Linked DNA regions of Homo sapiens: region 2 is linked to region 1. Evidence: chromatin loops called from intact Hi-C (ENCODE). Cell type or tissue: OCI-LY7. All regions are shown on one strand. Links, peaks and the distances in the headings refer to the core of each region. The heading gives the core; the rest is flanking DNA. Region 1 overlaps LOC105371498 (a long non-coding RNA gene). Region 2 has its middle 12 kb from the start of SPNS3.

Region 1 (5,373 bases), core at 224-5,223:
CCTTGGGGTGGGCATTTAGTTGGGCCTCTCAATCTGGAGACTCACATCTTTCAATTTTGTGAAGTGGTATTATTTTTACTCTCACTCTCTCTCCTCTATTTTCTCTTTATAGAATTTCTATTAGCTGGAAATTGGACTTCCTAGAGTGGTCCTCATTCTTATATTTTTTCAATTATTATTATTTTTAAATCTCTGTTTATTTTTGTTCTACTTTATCTTCCACCAAACTTGCTTTTAAATATTTTATTCTTACTCTTCTTTTGAACAATTTCCAAAATTTCATTTTTGTTTTTTCATTAATTCCTTTAAAAGTAACATCCAAAATAGAGAATAAAGCATCTAACTCTTGTTTAATGGATATAACATCTTACTTTACTTTTCTGAAGAAATTATCAGATTTTTTTTTCATTTTTTTTCTACTCCTTCCATCGTCTCTGCTTTCTCCAAATTCCTTTATCCTATTTGTCTGGATCCGTCTCTTCCAAGCTGGAGGCTGTCTTTAAACATTAGGTGATCCTGGGCTGCCTGTTCTTGTCTAAGTGTGACTCACTAAACACAGGAGTGGGAACTCTGAGTGAGTGGGTGAGGCTTGTCCATAGAAGGACTTACAACAAGGTCATTGGATAGCAAACTGGCTTCTTTCTTTTCTTTTTCTTTCTTTCTTTCCTTCCTTCTTTCTTCTTTCTTTTCTTTCTCTCTTTCTCCTTCCTTCCTTCTTTCTTTCTTTCATTCTTTCTTTCTTTCTTTTTATGGGATTTTGCTCTTGTTGCCCAGGCTGGAATGCAATGGTGCAATCTCGGCTCACTGCAACCTCTGCCTCCCCGGTTGAAGTGATTCTCCTGCCTCAGCCTCCTGAGTAGCTGGGATTACAAGCAGGTGCCACCAGGCCTGGCTAATTTTGGTTCTTTTTTTTTTTTTTTTGGTAGAAATGGGGCTTCACCATGTTGGTAAAGCTGGTTGGTAAAGCTGACCTCAGGTGATCCACCTGCCTTGGCCTCCCAAAGTGCTGGGATTACAGGGGTGAGCCACTGCGCCCAGCCCAAACTGGCTTTCAAATTGGGGCAGGACTCCAAGATGTCAGAATGTGGAGGTCTTTTCTCTGGAGCCATTCAGTTATCCAGAGACAATGTGTCAAATCTCCTACTGGCAGTGGGGGTGGGGAGGCAAGCAATGGGTGTAGGAGAGAGCTGGGGTGCACCTGCTGTAGGAGGAGGAAGGGGGTCCATCCTCCCCCTATACAGGCCACGTAGCCCCCCTGTTTTTAGTCCCATGCCTCATGTCCACCTTCTGTAGATTTGGATCTCCCCGTCCTCAGCACCTAGAGTTCTACAAGACCACCCCGCTTCTGCTTATTAGTTTCCTCATCTGCAGGGAGCCAGGTAGTGATCCCCAGCTCTGCCATGTCAGCTCCTGCTCCTCTCCCTTTTCCAGATATTTGTGGGACTCTCTCATCCATGTTCATCTCTTCCCTCATTTTATCTCCTTATGAGTTTATATATTCTTGATTCCTTTATTGCCATTTCAGTGGAGTTTTGGAAGGGGGAAGTGAGCAATCTGCCATGCTTACTCAGAAGTGGGCTGCACTTTAAAAACAAAGTTGGCTGCATTGCTCAAAGATGAGGGAGGGTTTAGGAAAACCAATTCGTGTGCAAGACATGCTTTCTCATGCATATATGTACGCAGGCCTTACATGATGAAACTCCTGTGAGAGGGGCCAGCCTGTGAAATTCCCAGATAGTGAACATAAGCCCCACCTCACTGAATTGCTATGAGGACTAAATGAGCTAACACAAGTAAAATGCTTAGCACAGGGCCTGGCATTTGAATTCTCAAGGGATAGCAGTGATGATTATTCGGATAGTTTTGGGATGAACTTGACTAAGGGCTCTGGGGATTTAGGGGAACTTCTCTCTGTCCTCTTCTGTGGCCTGGAGGAGGAAGCACCTTCTGCAGGCTTCTCCTGGGAACCCCACCAGCTTGTGGATCTCAGAGCTCTTTGGAGTTTGAGAAGGCAATGGGGAAATCCCTCTGGTCTTGGCCACTCTGACACTGCATAATTGGCATAAATGGGGCATCCCAGCTCAGCCTGGAATGTTCTCGTTTCTTGGCATGAACCTGTCTTTTTGCAAACACAGTCACTTTGCGTCTGTCCCATCAGCCGTCTTCCAAAGGTTTCTTCTACCCAGTCCCGCCATACACATCGTTTTCAATATTAAAGTCACTCTTTAATTTGTAACAAAGAGATATGGGTTCTAGTTCTGTCTTTGCCACCAATTGCCTAGAAATAGCTCAAACTTGGGATCTAGATTTGATCTGCCCGGTTTGAATCCCGACTTTGCATCTGCCATCGATGAGCCGTGCGTGTCCCACGGGCAAACACTCAGTCCTCTATGGGCCTTGGTTTAATGAAGATAATAATAGTTCCTAACTCATAGAGCTATCATGGGGCTGAAAGAAATAATCCATGTAAAGCGCCCAGCCTGGTACTCAGAGTTCAGATAAAGCTGGCTGTAAGGATTACTATCTTTCCCAATTTAAACTCTCCCGCAAACTTCGTAGCTCCAGGCACAACTGGAGGTGAGGACTCAGGCATATAAAGCTTTTCCAGGGGCTGAGGCAGAGGAAATGTGATCTCCTGGATTTTGTTTGTAGCTTCTACTAGACCACATAGCAACCGAGCAACATAGCAACGAACGAAAGCAATTCCATTTAATTCCAAGTCAAGCAACTTACTTTTTCAAAAGTATGTCATTCCTACTTGAAAAAACCAATCTTCCTGAGTAGTCATCATGTCATAGAGACAAACACTTTATGGTAAAAATGCGATTTGATTTTGTTTCTGCTCAAACAGGTTCTCATCACAATCTTTTGTTTGTTTGTTTGTTTGTTTGTTTTTTGAGACGGAGTATTGCTCTTGTTGCCCAGGCTGGAGTGCAGTGGCGCGATCTCCGCTCACTGCAACCTCCGCCTCTGGGGTTCAAGCAATTCTCCTGCCTCAGTCTCCCCAGTAGCTGGGATTACAGGCATGCGCCACCAAGCCCGGCTAATTTTTTTGTATTTTTAGCAGAGACGGTGTTTCACCACGTTGGTCAGGCTGGTCTCAAACTCCCAACCTCAGGTGATCCTCCCGCCTCGGCCTCCCAGGGTGCTGAGATTACAGGTGTGAGCCACCGCGCCCGGTGCTCATCACAAATTTTAAAACTGTTCACAAATGTTTTCCTCTGCTCTTCCGAGCCTACTGTTTTATAAACGAGTTACTATACTGCCCTCTCGTGGAACATAATGATTTCTGTGAGTCTAAGTCCGCTTGGATTTTTTTTTTTTTTCTTTTTGAGATGGAGTCTCACTCTGTCACCCAGGCTGGAGTGCAGTGGCACGATCTCAGCTCACTGCAACCTCCACCTCCCGGGTTCAAGTGATTCTCCTGCCTCAGCCTCCTGAGTAGCTGGGATTACAGGCACCTGCCACCATGCCCAGCTAATTTATGTATTTTTAGTAGAGATGGGGTTTCACCATGTTGACCAGGCTGGTCTTGAACTGCTAGCCTCAAGTGATCCACCCGCCTCGGCATCCCAAAGTGCTGGGATTACAGGCATGAGTCACTGCGCCCAGCCATCCTTGCTTAGATTTGAAATAGGACTCCCATTTATAATTTATCATTCATAGTATTAGGCTCATCGGAAAGTATGCTTTATCCACATATTTCACAAAACTCTTTTAAAAATTAATTATGATTTCATTTTCAGTTGTTCGAACTTGGATACTTTATGTTCACTGATTCTGTCTTCCTACAGCGATTCTAGCTGATGGGTATGTCAATTCTGCTCCTCGAGCTTCCTCTGGGTTCAGAGGGCTACTCATAAATTAGTCCACAGCAATTCAGGCATAGTGGGGACAGCAGGCCACAGGCCAATTGTTCTGCAGGGGTTGCGGTTAGAACTCAAGGAAACTGCCTGAAAGCCTCCTTTGTGCCAGCTCCTGTCCAGCCTCACCCTAGCTGGAGGTGCTGATGATCCTAAAGAGGATCACAACATGCCACCCCCAAAATATGCTACCTCGGCAAAAGAATAATTTGAGCTATAGACAATGAAGAAACAACAGATGCAGTAAAAGTTCTCTGTCCTCCCTTATCTGCCTAAATGCAGGACCTAAATTTTGCTTTGAGGAAGATGCCCCTCTGTACCCAGAAGAAAGAGAGTGACTCTTATCACCAGTGACAGGAGTTGCATTGAGAAGAGTCTACATAAACAAACAAATGGAAGAGAGATAACTGTTCTCGTCCATTAATTTCTCCCATATATTCCTAAACACTTTCTTACAGTTTATTACCCCGGAAGCCCAAACATTCTTTTCTTTATTCAGTCACTTCTCTATAACCTATCACCCTTTGCTCAAATAGTATATAATTTCTCAAGTCTAAACACTTATTGGAGTTTTCTACTTCTTTTTGTGAAGCTCCTGTACCCATAAAACATTAACATCCGTAAAATTTGTATCCTTTTTCTCTTGTTAATCTGTGTTCTGTCAGTTTAATTTGCAGGTCCCCAGCAATAGAACATAAGAGAATATGGGATAAAGGTTTCCTCCCCTCTAATCCCAGGTGTGGAGTTGGTCGGCGGAGGGGCAGGAGGAGGGTCAGCAGCCTTCATGCCCCTTTCCAGGAGAGCTTCTTGCAGTTGGTTCGGCTCTTGAAAGTTACTCACCTGCTTCAGCAACTGCAGCTGCTGTACCCGACAAATGGCAAAAGACAAGACACCAACCACACGAGATCCCAGTGCGCACATTACCTGCCTCATCTTGACTTTCAGGTGGCTTTATGTGCCTATGCAGTGTTGCAATGTTAATCCTCAAGGGTGAAATCCAAGCTGGTTTATCCGCAGAGCTACCAGGGCCAGTGGTGATGGTGAGCAACGAGGCACCAAATTTCTTCTCCTAAAATACAGAGGATCTGTTCAACACACTCGCAGTCACAGCACAAAAAGCTATTCTGTATTAGGTCAGCAAAGGAAACCAGTCCAAGTGCAAAGGCAATTTTAGATCTATGTCCTGTTTCCTGTGGAAACGCGAAACTAAAGGGAAGCTCACTGGTAGGACAGAGCGAGCACCCGTGAAGGTGCAGCCTTTTTTAAACTTAAGTTCTGATTCAGCGGCGGGTCCTGCGAATCCATCCTTTAACAAGCATCCCCTGCGGGAGGGGCTCTGATGCAGAGTGTAGGAGGGCTGCCTGTATTCCGAGAAACACTGGATGGTGTCTGCCACGATTCAATAGCAGACATTATTACAGTTATTGGGAGACAACAGGCTGTGCCAAATAGTAAAATAAGAATAAATATATTTACATTTCCCAGGGTTTGGCCCAATCAGACTGCTTGG
Region 2 (5,373 bases), core at 119-5,118, 200 kb before region 1:
TTTTTTTCTGATTATAAAAGCTATATATCAGGCTGGGTGCGGTGGCTCACACCTGTAATCCCAGCACTTTGGGAAGCCAAGGGAGGCAGGTCACAAGGTCAGAAGTTCGAGATCAGCCTGTCCAACATGGTGAAACCCCATCTCTACTAAAAATACAAAAACTAGCCGGGTGTGGTGGTGTGTGCCTGTAATCCCAGCTACCCTGGAGGCTGAGGCAGGGGGATTACTTGAACCCAGGAGGCGGAGGTTGCAGTGAGCCTAGATCGCGCCACTGCACTCCAGCCTGGGTGACAGAGCAAGACTCCGTCTTGCGGGGGGGAGGGTGGAAAAAGGTATACATCCCACTGCTTTTTCTTTTCTTATATTATTACTATGCAAGCGACACACTGCAGAAAAATTAATATACACAGATAAGACAGGGAGGCAGTACAGCAGAGAGGATGGGAGCACAGAGTTCAGAGCTACATGGGGCACTGACTTAGCTTCCTTGTGTCTCAGTTTCCTCGCGTAAAAAGTAAGTATAAGCTGGTCATGGTGGCTCACGCCTATAATCTCAGCACTTTGGGAGGCCGAGATGGGAAGATCACTTGAGCCCAGGAGTTTGAGACCAGCCTGGGCAACATGGGGAGGCCCCCTCTTTAAAAAACAAAATAAAAAATAAAAAATTAGCCAAATGTGATGTTGCACACCTGTAGTCCCAGCTACTCAGGAGGCTGAGGTGGGAGGATCGCTTGAGCCGAGGAGGGCAAGGCTGCAGCGAGCTATGACTGCAACACTGAACTCCAACCTGGGTGACAGAAAGAGTCCCTGTCTCTGCCTGCCCCCGCCAAAAAGTAAGCATAATGAGAATTTTTTTTTTTTTTGAGATGGAGTCTTGCTCTGTTGCCCATGCTGGAGTACAGTGGCACGATCTCAGCTCACTGCAACCTCCACCTCCCAGGTTCAAGTGATTCTCATGCCTCAGCCTCCTGAACAGCTGGGACTACAGGTGTGCACCACCAAGCCCAGCTAATTTTTGTATTTTTAGTAGAGATGGGGTTTCACCATATTGGCCAGGCTGATCTCGAACTTCTGACCTCGTAATCCACCTGCCTCGGCCTCCCACAGTGCTGGGATTCCAGGCGTGAACCACCGCACCCAGCCAGCATAATGATCATCGCCAATTAACAGGCACTCAGCACATGGTATGTGCTCTGTTAGTGTTTGCTATTGTTATTACTGGCATGTAATGATAGAAAAAAGAAATAAAGGAAAAAAGTTTACCTATAGTTCTATGAGCCTGAGATAAGTACACTGTTAAGCCTTTGAGATATAGCCTTCCACACTTTCACTATATGAACATACTTTATAAATATGGCCAGTTCCACAATGTGGTCTAAAATATGATCATAACTCTAATTTTCCCAATTAATTGTTCATGCTTGTGTATGCCTTATTATTATTGTTATTATTTTAGACGGAGTCTCGCTCTGTCTCCCAGGCTGGCGTGCAATGTCGCAATCTTGCCCCATTGCAACCTCTACCTCCCAGGTTCAAGCAATTCTCCTGCTTCAGCCTCCGAAGTAGCTGGGACTACAGGCATGTGCCACCATGCCCGGCTAATTTTTGTATTTTTAGTAGAGGCGTGGTTTAGTAGAGGCTGGTCTCGAACTCCTGACCTCGTGTTTCACCCTCCTTGGCCTCCCAAAGTGCTGGGATTACAGGTGTGAGCCACCACGCCGGGCCTGTGTATGCCTTATTAAAAAGAAATCCAGGGCCAGGTGTGGTGGCTCACGCCTGTAATCCCAGCGTTTTGAGAGGTCGAGGCAGGTGGATCGCTTGAGCCCAGGAGATGGAGGCTGCAGTGAGCTGTGATGACTGCTACTGCACTCCAGCCTGGTTGATAGAGTGAGACCCTGTCTCAAAAAAACAAAAACCATTCAGGATCTTGAGACCACCCTGTATCACCCAGAAACTTTTGAGAGCCTACACCATGCGGGGCATAGGTCATGACTGCTATTTCCCATCATGACCACATGGTGTCGCCATTGAAACCTGGTTGTAACCAGTCCCCAGGACTTGGTGGTAACGATGCTTTTTGAAATCGTGCTAACCTCAGCGAGAAGGGTTCTAGGCTTGAGATGTCAAGCTTGCTGTTCTCAGGGTTCAGTGGCTGTATTTCCTGCACACTTTCCACCATCTAGGGTGACTCCTAGCTCCAGGAGGCCTGGGTTAGGACAGCTTCTGACATCTGCCACCTTCTAGATCTAGAACCTAAAATTTTCCCTTCCTCTTTGGGAATCCATACCAGGAGCTCGTTTCAGCCCTGCAAGCATCAAGGCTGAGAGGTGGTTAGCCATCTGCGAAGACATGGTCTGCTTATCCCGTGGCCACTTTCTTTTTTTTTTTTTTTTTCGAGACGAAGTCTTGCTCTTGTCTCCCCAGGCTGGAGTGCAGTGGCACAATCTCGGCTCACTGCAACCTCTGCCTCCTGGGTTCAAGCGATTCTCTTGCCTCAGCCTCCCGAGTAGCTGAGATTACTGGCGCCTGCCACCACGTCTGGCTAATTTTTGTATTTTTAGTAGAGACAGGGTTTCACCATGTTGGCCAGGCTGGTCTCAAACTCCTGACCTCAAGTGATCCGCCCGCCTCAGCCTCCTAAAGTGCTGGGATTATAGGCATGAGCCACTGCGCCCGGCTACCCTGTGGCCCCTTTCTTTCCCATTCTTCCTCAGAGACAGAGGCAGACTTCCCTGGCACCCACCTTCCCAGCTTCTCCTGCAGACGTGGCACCGACATGTGACTCAACCTGGCCAGTGGGCTGTGAGGGAGCACCAGCAGGGGAATTTCTAGGGCAGATTTTCCTCCCTAATAAATACACATGAACACATTTCAGGATGAATCTCCTACCTTCTTATATGTGAGACGACAAGCCTCAAGATGGAGACTGTGGTAGCCAGCCTGCAAGAAGATCTCGTGGCAGGGCGTGGTGGCTCAGGCTGGTAATCCCAGCACTTTGGGAGGCTGAAACGGGTGTATCACCTGAGGTCAGGTGTTCGAGACCAGCCTGGCCAACATGGAGAAACCCTGTCTCTACTAAAAATACAAAAATTAGCCGGGCGTGGTGGCAAGTGCCTGTAATCCCAGCTACTTCTGGGAGGCTGAGGCAGGAGAATTGCTTGAACCTGGGAGGCAGAGGTTGCAGTGAGCTGAGATTGCACCACTGCATTCCAGCTTGGGCGACAAGAGCAAAACGACATCTCAAAAACAAAGCAAAACAAAAAAAAAATTGGCTTGAATAAAATACATAAATCTTCTTTTTTTAAAAAAGATCTCCCGCAAGCTTTCCCTCCTGGTATTCATGCCCTTCCACATGGAGGGGCAGCAGAGAGTATGGGAACACAGAGCATAGACTGGCCTGTGTGGCCAATGGAATGCAGCTGAGTACAGACCTAGGAGTCCAGGTCAGGAAAGATGCAGGCCAGACGCAGTGGCTCACGCCTGTAATCCCAGCACTTTGAGAGGCCGAGGCAGCTGGATCACCTGAGGTCAGGAGTTCAAGACCAGCCTGGCCAACATGGTAAAACGCTGTCTCTACTAAAAATACAAAAACTAGCTGGGCGTCGTGGCATGCGCCTGTAATCCCAGTGACTCAGGAGGCTGAGGTGGGAGAATCGCTTGAACCCAAGAGATGGAGGTTGCAGCGAGTGGAGATTGTGCCAGTGCACTACGTCCTGGGTGACAGAGCAAGACTCTGTCTCAAAAAAAAAAAAAAAAAAAAAAAAGATGTTGCAGTTTCTGCCTTGGTCCCTAATGTATTGTTCCCCCTGCAGGAAACTAGCCACCATACCGTGAGGATGCTCAAGCAGTCCTGTGGAGGGACCCATCTAGACAGGAGCCAACAGGCAGCACCAACTTGCCTGCCACGTGAGTGAGGCCCCTTGGAAACAGAGCTCCCAGCCCCAGTTAAGACTTTAGGGGACTGCAGCCCTTCACGGCAACAAGAGACCCTGAGCCATAGTCCTGCATCTCAGCTGCTCCCAAATTCCTGACCACTGAAAAATGCAAGAGATAAATGACTACTGTTGTTTAAAGCCATGAGTTCTGGGGGGATTTGTTTTATAGCAATTAATTAAGTAATCAAAGGCCAACACTATAAAGATTTCAGGGGGGAAAGATGAAAAACACTGAGTTTTTTATGATGTCATGGAGCCACTGAGTTAATCAACCCTGAAACTGCCTACTTCTTGATTTGCAGTGCAAGAGAACGAATGAATGTCCTGGTTTGGCTGCTGTTACTTCTGCTGTTACTTGCGGACAAAAGCATCCTTATTGATTCATCACATAAAAGATGACTCCCTGGGGATTTCTGAAGAGTGATTCCTGGCCGGGCTCGGTGGCTCATGCCTATAATCCCAGCACTTTGGGAGGCCGAGGTGGGTGGATTACAAGGTCAGGAGATCTAGACCATCCTGGCTAACACAGTGAAACCCCGTCTCTACTAAAAATACAAAAAATTAGCTGGGTGTGGTGGCAGGTGCCTGTAGTCCCAGCTACTCAGGAGGCTGAGGCAGGAGAATGGCGTGAACCCGGGAGGTGGAGCTTGCAATGAGCCGAGACTGCACCACTGCACTCCAGCCTGGGTGACACAGGGAGACTCCATTTCAAAAAAAAAAAAAAGTGATTCCTGAGTGACTTCCTGTGACCTTCTTTTTTTTTTTTTTTTTGATTAAGGGTCTTGCTCTGTCACTGAGGCTGGAGTACAGTGATGCAATCACAGCTCGCTACAGCCTCAACCTCCTTGGCTCAAGCAATCCTGCAATCCTCCTGCCTCAACCTCCTGAGTAGCTGGGACTACAGGCACACCACCACCATGCCTGTCTAATTTTTTTTTTTTTTTTTGCAGCGATGGGGGCCTGTTGCCCAGGCTGGTCTCAAACTCCTGGGTTCAAACAATCCTCTCACCTTGGCCTCCCAAACTGTTGGAATTACAGGTGTGAACCACTGTGCCCAGCCTGTCACCTCCTATTCTGTGAGGCTGGACATTTCTTTTGTTAAAAAAAGGACATAAATTTAAACTCTGATGGGAGCCACTCTGGAAGGGTCTCCACTAAAAATCATCTCAAATGAGCTTTTTTTTTTTTTTTTTGAGATGGAGTTTTGCTCTTGTTGCCCAGGCTGGAGTGCAGTGGTGCGATCTTGGCTCACTGCAACCTCTGCCTACTGGGTTCAAGGGATTCTCCTGCCTCAGTCACCCAAGTAGCTGGGATTACAGGCACCACCACCATGCCCGGCTAATTTTTTTGTATTTTTAGTAGAGACGGGGTTTCACCATGTTGGCCAGGCTGGTCTCTATCTCCTGACCTCAGGTGATCTGCCCGCCCTGGCCTCCCA

The links. Hi-C counts contacts between places; a loop is a spot of excess contacts. Peaks named below come from ENCODE experiments on the same cell type or tissue, not always from the same donor. Only the 100,000 strongest peaks of a DNase experiment are listed, where the experiment ranks them.
Region 2: a loop joins it to region 1, with 12 times the contacts of the local background. A loop is called at or near these places in 74 of 110 quality-filtered maps.

The regions. Positions count from the first base shown.
Region 1 is chr17:4,622,876-4,628,248 of GRCh38, forward strand. LOC105371498 (a long non-coding RNA gene) reads right to left here. Exons shown (of 3, transcript XR_001752766.3): 2 at 4,788-4,932. Among named protein-coding and RNA genes, the nearest start is that of LINC01996, 15 kb to the left of the region's middle. In OCI-LY7, for the core only: CTCF peaks have their summits at 3,261 (motif pointing left) and 3,489; a DNase peak (open chromatin) is centred at 3,266.
Region 2 is chr17:4,418,771-4,424,143 of GRCh38, forward strand. No RefSeq gene overlaps it. Among named protein-coding and RNA genes, the nearest start is that of SPNS3, 12 kb to the right of the region's middle. RefSeq lists a silencer at 1,920-2,119. In OCI-LY7, for the core only: CTCF peaks have their summits at 2,025 (motif pointing right) and 2,226; DNase peaks (open chromatin) are centred at 2,051, 3,861, 4,251 and 4,691; H3K4me3 peaks cover 307 bases; H3K27ac peaks cover 2,022 bases.